Regions from separate parts of the Homo sapiens genome. Here region 2 is linked to region 1. A link is a loop called in an ENCODE intact Hi-C map of the cell type or tissue named here. Cell type or tissue: tibial artery. All regions are shown on one strand. Links, peaks and the distances in the headings refer to the core of each region. The heading gives the core; the rest is flanking DNA.

What was found. A loop is a pair of places that touch in the nucleus more often than their neighbours do. Peaks named below come from ENCODE experiments on the same cell type or tissue, not always from the same donor. Only the 100,000 strongest peaks of a DNase experiment are listed, where the experiment ranks them.
Region 2: a loop joins it to region 1, with 4 times the contacts of the local background. A loop is called at or near these places in 47 of 110 quality-filtered maps.

What each region holds. Positions count from the first base shown.
Region 1 is chr3:52,933,309-52,936,227 of GRCh38, reverse strand. SFMBT1 (Scm like with four mbt domains 1) reads left to right here. Exons shown (of 21, transcript NM_016329.4): 5 at 1,327-1,415. Among named protein-coding and RNA genes, the nearest start is that of STIMATE-MUSTN1, 37 kb to the right of the region's middle. RefSeq lists a silencer at 1,201-1,495 and an enhancer at 2,600-2,769. In tibial artery, for the core only: a CTCF peak has its summit at 1,392; no DNase peak of the experiment used is centred there; H3K27ac peaks cover 273 bases.
Region 2 is chr3:52,741,067-52,743,985 of GRCh38, reverse strand. It overlaps NEK4 (NIMA related kinase 4), which reads left to right. Exons shown (of 16, transcript NM_003157.6): 12 at 525-634; 13 at 2,487-2,575. Among named protein-coding and RNA genes, the nearest start is that of NEK4, 28 kb to the left of the region's middle. In tibial artery, for the core only: a CTCF peak has its summit at 1,379 (motif pointing left); no DNase peak of the experiment used is centred there.

The DNA of each region.
Region 1 (2,919 bases), core at 303-2,802:
AGTAAATGAAGAAGGAATAATACAATTAGAATATCACCATTGAGCCCGTAATGAATCAGTGCATCTATGTAGTAACCGTTAAAAGCTGCTAATGTCACAAAGGGAGAGACAGCCAGACCATATGTGCCTCTTCATGCTCTTGAGGGAAGGGTATAACTTATTCCACTTGTGAAGTATTCTTTCACCCTCACCACCCCGCAAAGTCTAACCTGAATTTGATCAAGCTTCTAGCTCTAAATACTGATTTATGGCAAATACAGGGAACAGTAGAACAACTGGTCACCACAGGGACGTAACCAATGAAATCAGACTCTAAAAAACTCCATAGAGAACAAAGGCCAGGTCTCAATAAATGTGGAGTAAAAAAAGAGAGAGTAGGGACACGGGAGGGGAGGAAGGAGAAGAAACCTACTGATGAAAAGAAATCAAGGAGACATTTGCAATGCGTGCGTCTCACTTGGGTCCTGATGTAATCAAACAAATTGACAAAACTGTTTATGAGACAATTGGGGAAGTTTGAACATAGACTGGATATTTGATATTAAGGAATTATTGTTAATTTTTTAAAGGTATGATGTTGTTATTGTGGTTTTGTAAGAAAATATTTTCTTTTAGAAATATGTACTAAAATATATATATGGATGAAATTATATGCTATCTGGAATTGTCTTCTAACTGATCCTTGGTTGGGCATGGGTGGAGTGTGAGGGTATAAGCCAGGCATTGGCAAATTATCTGTAAAGGGCAAGATAGTAAATATTTTAGGCTTTACTAGTCATACAATCTCTGTCAAAGCTGCTAAAACCCTACCTTTGTAGTGTGAAAGCAGCCACAGACAATATGTAAACAAATGGGTATGGCCATGTTCCAGTAAAACTTTATTAACAAAAACAGACAGCAGGCTGGATTAAGCCCTCGAGTTGTAGCTTGTAAATCCTGGTTTAGATGAAACAGATTGGCCATGAGGTGACAGTTGTTGACGCCAGGGCACTTAGGATTCATTAGATCATTTTTCTTTTTGTATGTTTGAAAGTTTCCATCATAAAAAATAAAGTAAGGTACCTTCTGGGTAAAATTATAGGAATAGGTAGTTGGGACTATTCTCTTTGTTTTGTATACAACTCTTAATAAACTAACCAGAAAGTAGCTCCATCTAGAGAAGCATTTTTGGTTTTATTTTGTTTTATCTTTTCAAGCTCTCAAGCAGTATGTTGGACTCTTAGATCTTAAAATGTGAAATACCTTTAAACCATCTCCACTGATTTCGGTTTCTCTGCATTCTGTGGCTGGCATTTTGAGTAATCAGTCATTTATTCCCTCATCTAGGCATCAGAGATAAAGTATCTGACTGGGATGAGTTTCTGCGGCAGACCCTGATAGGAGCATGTAGTCCTCCTGTTCCGCTGCTAGAGGGCGTGAGTATTACTACATGCCACATCAGCATGGAAAACCCATCTGATCTTTCAAAGAATCTTAAAATCGGTTGCTTATTTACCACTCTGAAGAAAATAAACGTTATTATTAGAGACATAGGCATAGGTATTGGGAAGTTTAAACTTACCCTCAGAGGTTGCAAACTGGTGGCTTGCTTAGTGCCTAAATATTTTCTGAATTAGTTGCTAACACATAAAAAATCTAATTTCCCAGATTCTTTTATACAGTTGGAAAATAGGACCTTCTGAGGGCTTTCACTCTGAAACTGAGCAGAGGTCGATTCTGCTTGAGGGTGGACATTTGTAACTCCCACACCAGGTGACTTGGAGTCCCCCCAACCCACCCTTTTTTTTTTTTTTTTTTGCTTGGAACACATTGGATCTATTGCACTTCTGCCTTCCACCTGCTTTTCAGCAGTCCTTTTAAATTAGTGTGGCCTTTAAGCTTGTTAGTGAATATAGATCTCTTGATTTTGTGAAATGGATTTATTGGTTATGACATTTCTAAGTTATATCTTGTCACTTTCTGTCATACTGGTAAAATTATTTGTGGCATATGTGAAATGCAATGTATGAAGGTTCCCATCCCTCTACTTCCTTGCCAACACTTGTTATCTTTTTTATTATAGCTGACTAAGTGGGTATGAAGTGGCATCTCATTTTGATTTACATTTCTGTAATGACTGTTGATGTTGAGTATGTTTTTTTGTGCTTATGGGCCATTTCTGTATCCTTTTTGGAGACATTTCTTTGCCCATTTTTAAATTGGGTTGTCTTTTTATTATTGAGTTGAATGTATTATGCATTCAAAATATACATGCATTTCAAAATATTGAAAATATGTTTTCCCATTCTATGGTTTGTCTTTTTATTGTTTGCAGCGTAAACATTTTTTATTTTGATATAATCCAGATTATCTTTTTTTCTTTTGTTGCTTGTGCTTTTGGTATCATATCTAAGAAGGCTTTGCTTAACCCAAGGTCAAGAAGATTTACTCCTGTATTTTCTAAGAGTTTTATGGTTACATTTACTTCTGTCATCCATTCACATTCCCTTTTAAATTTTGATTGGTGAATACTCTATTTCAAACTGGTTTTTATTTTTTATACTCTGACTCATTTATTTATGCTTAGCCAGGGCCTTATACATACTAAAAACTCAGTAACATTTTAATGAATGGATGAATTGATAAACTATTCTACTCTTTTTTGACCATGACTCTGCCATGCTGACTTTTAGCTCTAAATCTTTTCCTCCACTTTTTCATATGTCCCTTTGCATATCTGGATATGTAAGTGTCACAGAGCAGTTTTTACTAGGAAAAAAATGTAAGGTTGTGTATTAGAAATGATTAAGTGATAACTTGATAATGAATTTCTTTTCTTTATTGTAGTTTTTAATATACTTCTAGATAGTGAGAGTTAAACTTTTCCTTTCCATCACTGTAATCAAAAGCTTTTACTCTGTTCATTTGAACATTGTTGTG
Region 2 (2,919 bases), core at 333-2,832, 190 kb after region 1:
CTGGGAGGTTTCAGACCAGAAATCAAGTGAATGTTTAACTTTTTTCCATGTCCAGTGTCCACTGTTCAGTGAATTGCTCCCATCTTAGGAACAGAGGGAGGTTGCTTGGGGAGTGGTGCTGCCGTAGGCTGAGGGCTATCATTCTTTTTAATATTTTTTAAAGATAGTACTAGCAGTTTCCATTTATTGAATGCTGACCATGTCTTAGGCATTATGGTAAACATATTAAGGGTATTATCTCATTTCACATTTACAGTACTGCCAAAATATGCAGCATTATCCTCATTTTGCAGCTAAGGAAACAGAGGCTCTGAGGAGTTAAGTAACTTGCCCAAGGTCACAGAGCTGGTGGACCTAGAGCTAAGATTTCAACTGAGGTGTCAGACACCAGAGAAATGATAAATATGCTGTTTGACTTACTTTTGGGCTAGCTCCTGCTGGGGTATGTTCCATACCAAATACAAAGCCCTTTTCAACTGGGGCAGCCCACCACAAACAACTACTGGGGATGTTTGCCTTTTCAGGCCCTTCAGTGAGGAAAGCGTCTCTGAGTGTAGCAGGGCCAGGAAAACCCCAGGAAGAAGACCAGCCCTTGCCTGCCCGACGGCTCTCCTCTGACTGCAGCGTCACTCAGGTGCATTACGTACTCCTAAGAGAGAAGGTGGACAGTCTACATCTGGCAGGCCTAATGCAGTAAACCTTTTAAATGTCAGCTCCATTTATTTTTGGGACAGGGCCAGCTTGTTATATCTTTTCACTCTTGATAAAGAAAGGAACTGGTAAATAATAGTCAAAAGGATTATGATTGACCCATTAAGGGAATAAATTTTTCAGGTACTCTTGTAAACAATTGATAGCCTAATTAAAAATATTTCATAGGTTGGTCTTAACAGGACTTCCTGGCCTGATGCAGTGGCTCACGCTTATAATACTAGCACTTTGGGAGGCCAAGGTGAGAAGATTGCTTTAGCCCAGGAGTTTGAGATCAATCTGGGCAATATAGTTGGACCCTGTCTCTAAGAAAAAAAAATTACCTGGCAAGGTGGCGCACACCTGTAGTCCCAGCCACTCGGGAGGCTGAGGTGGAAGGATCACTTGAGCCCAAGAGGTTGAGGCTACAGTGAGTTGTGTTCACACCACTGTGCTTTAGCCTAGGTGACAGAGCAAGACTCTGTCTCAAAAATATAAATAAATAAATAAGTAAATAAATAACAGAACTTTCTAAGGGCTTGCACTAGGCAGCACTTTGCTCAATCTGCTGTGATACCAACATACCCATCTGTGTCGCCAGATTTGAGTCTCACTTGCTAATCATTCCTCAGTTTCTTATTTGTGTCAATGTAGTTTACCTTCTTGCCTGTAGATGATGTAGGGACACCATCTGGTGGCTAAATGGGTAATTACTAGGTTTCTAACCCATGTTCACCTCTCTGTATAATACTCTGGGAATTCTTCCTGTTCTTTGAAAGTATTGGATGTATTATTTCTTTAACTATATCATTTAGTTATTTCACTAATAGAGGCTGCCTTCCATATCTCAGAGTTGTAAGGTTTATGTGTATTTTTAGGTGATCCTTTAAAGCACTTTAACAGTCTCACATTAAGAGCAAGCTGAAGCTGGGCATGGTGGCTTGTGGGTGTTATCTCAGCTACTTGGGAGGCCAAGGAAGGAGGATTGCTTGAGCCCAGGAGTTTGTGGCCAGCCTGGACAACATAGTGACACCCCTGTATCCAAAAAAAAGAAAAAAAAAAAGACAAGCTGAGTTTGCCTAGGTAATTTAAAATGCCAACATTCCTATAGAACAAGCCTTCTGCTTAGGAGTTGATAAACCAGAACTAGCCATCCACTGTCCTCTGGAAATTTCTTCACAGCTGAGACTCTCCAGGACCTTTGTAAAACTTCACCTTGGGCAGGCGCGGTAGCTCATGCCTGTAATCCCGGCACTTTGGGAGGCTGAGGCAGGCGGATCATGAGGTCAAGAGTTGGAGACCAGCCTGGCCAACATGGTGAAACCCTGTCTCTACTAAAAATACAAAAATTAGCTGGGCGTTGCGGCACGTGCCTGTAATCCCAGCTACTCGGGAGGCTGAGGCAGGAAAATCACTTGAACCAGAGAGTCGGAAGTTGCTGTGAGCCGAGATCGTGCCACTGCACTCTAGCCTGGCGACAGAGCAAGACTCTGTCTCAAAAAAACACAAAAATCAAAACAAAAAAAAAACAAACAAAATAAAAAACTTCATCTGATGTTCTTCAGTTATTCTTGTGGACTTTATGAGTGAACTGGGATATCACGGGTAAAATCACTTCAATGTTTTTTTCTTTTTGCCACAAATCATATGGGAACAATTTTTGTATTTGTTAGATTCTCCTGTTATATTGCACCTAGGAACGTATTGTGTCTAGTTGTTGCATCTAAGACTGGTTCAAGTATCACATTCTGGTTGTGTTGTCATGTAGAATTTTAATTCTTCCAAACATTTAATAGGAAAGGAAACAGATTCATTGTCTGTCTGAGGATGAGTTAAGTTCTTCTACAAGTTCAACTGATAAGTCAGATGGGGATTACGGGGAAGGGTAAGTTCTTGTTTTTCTGTCTCCCTTTATAAACTATTTCTGTTTTAATGAATATTAAATGTGCATTTTCAGTAGTATTTAGATCTCTAGTATTCCCACTGATAAAATTATAAATGGTTTGTGGCATATGCTGGAGCTAAAAGTGTCTCTTCTTTTTTTTTTTTTTTTTTTTTTGAGACGGAGTTTCGCTCTTGTTGCCCAGGCTGGAGTGCAGTGGCACAATCTCCGCTCACTGCAAGCTCCGCCTCCCGGGTTCACACCGTTCTCCTGACTCAGCCTCCCAAGTAGCTGGGACCACAGGCGTCCGCCACCATGCCCGGCTAGTTTTTTGTATTTTTTTAGTA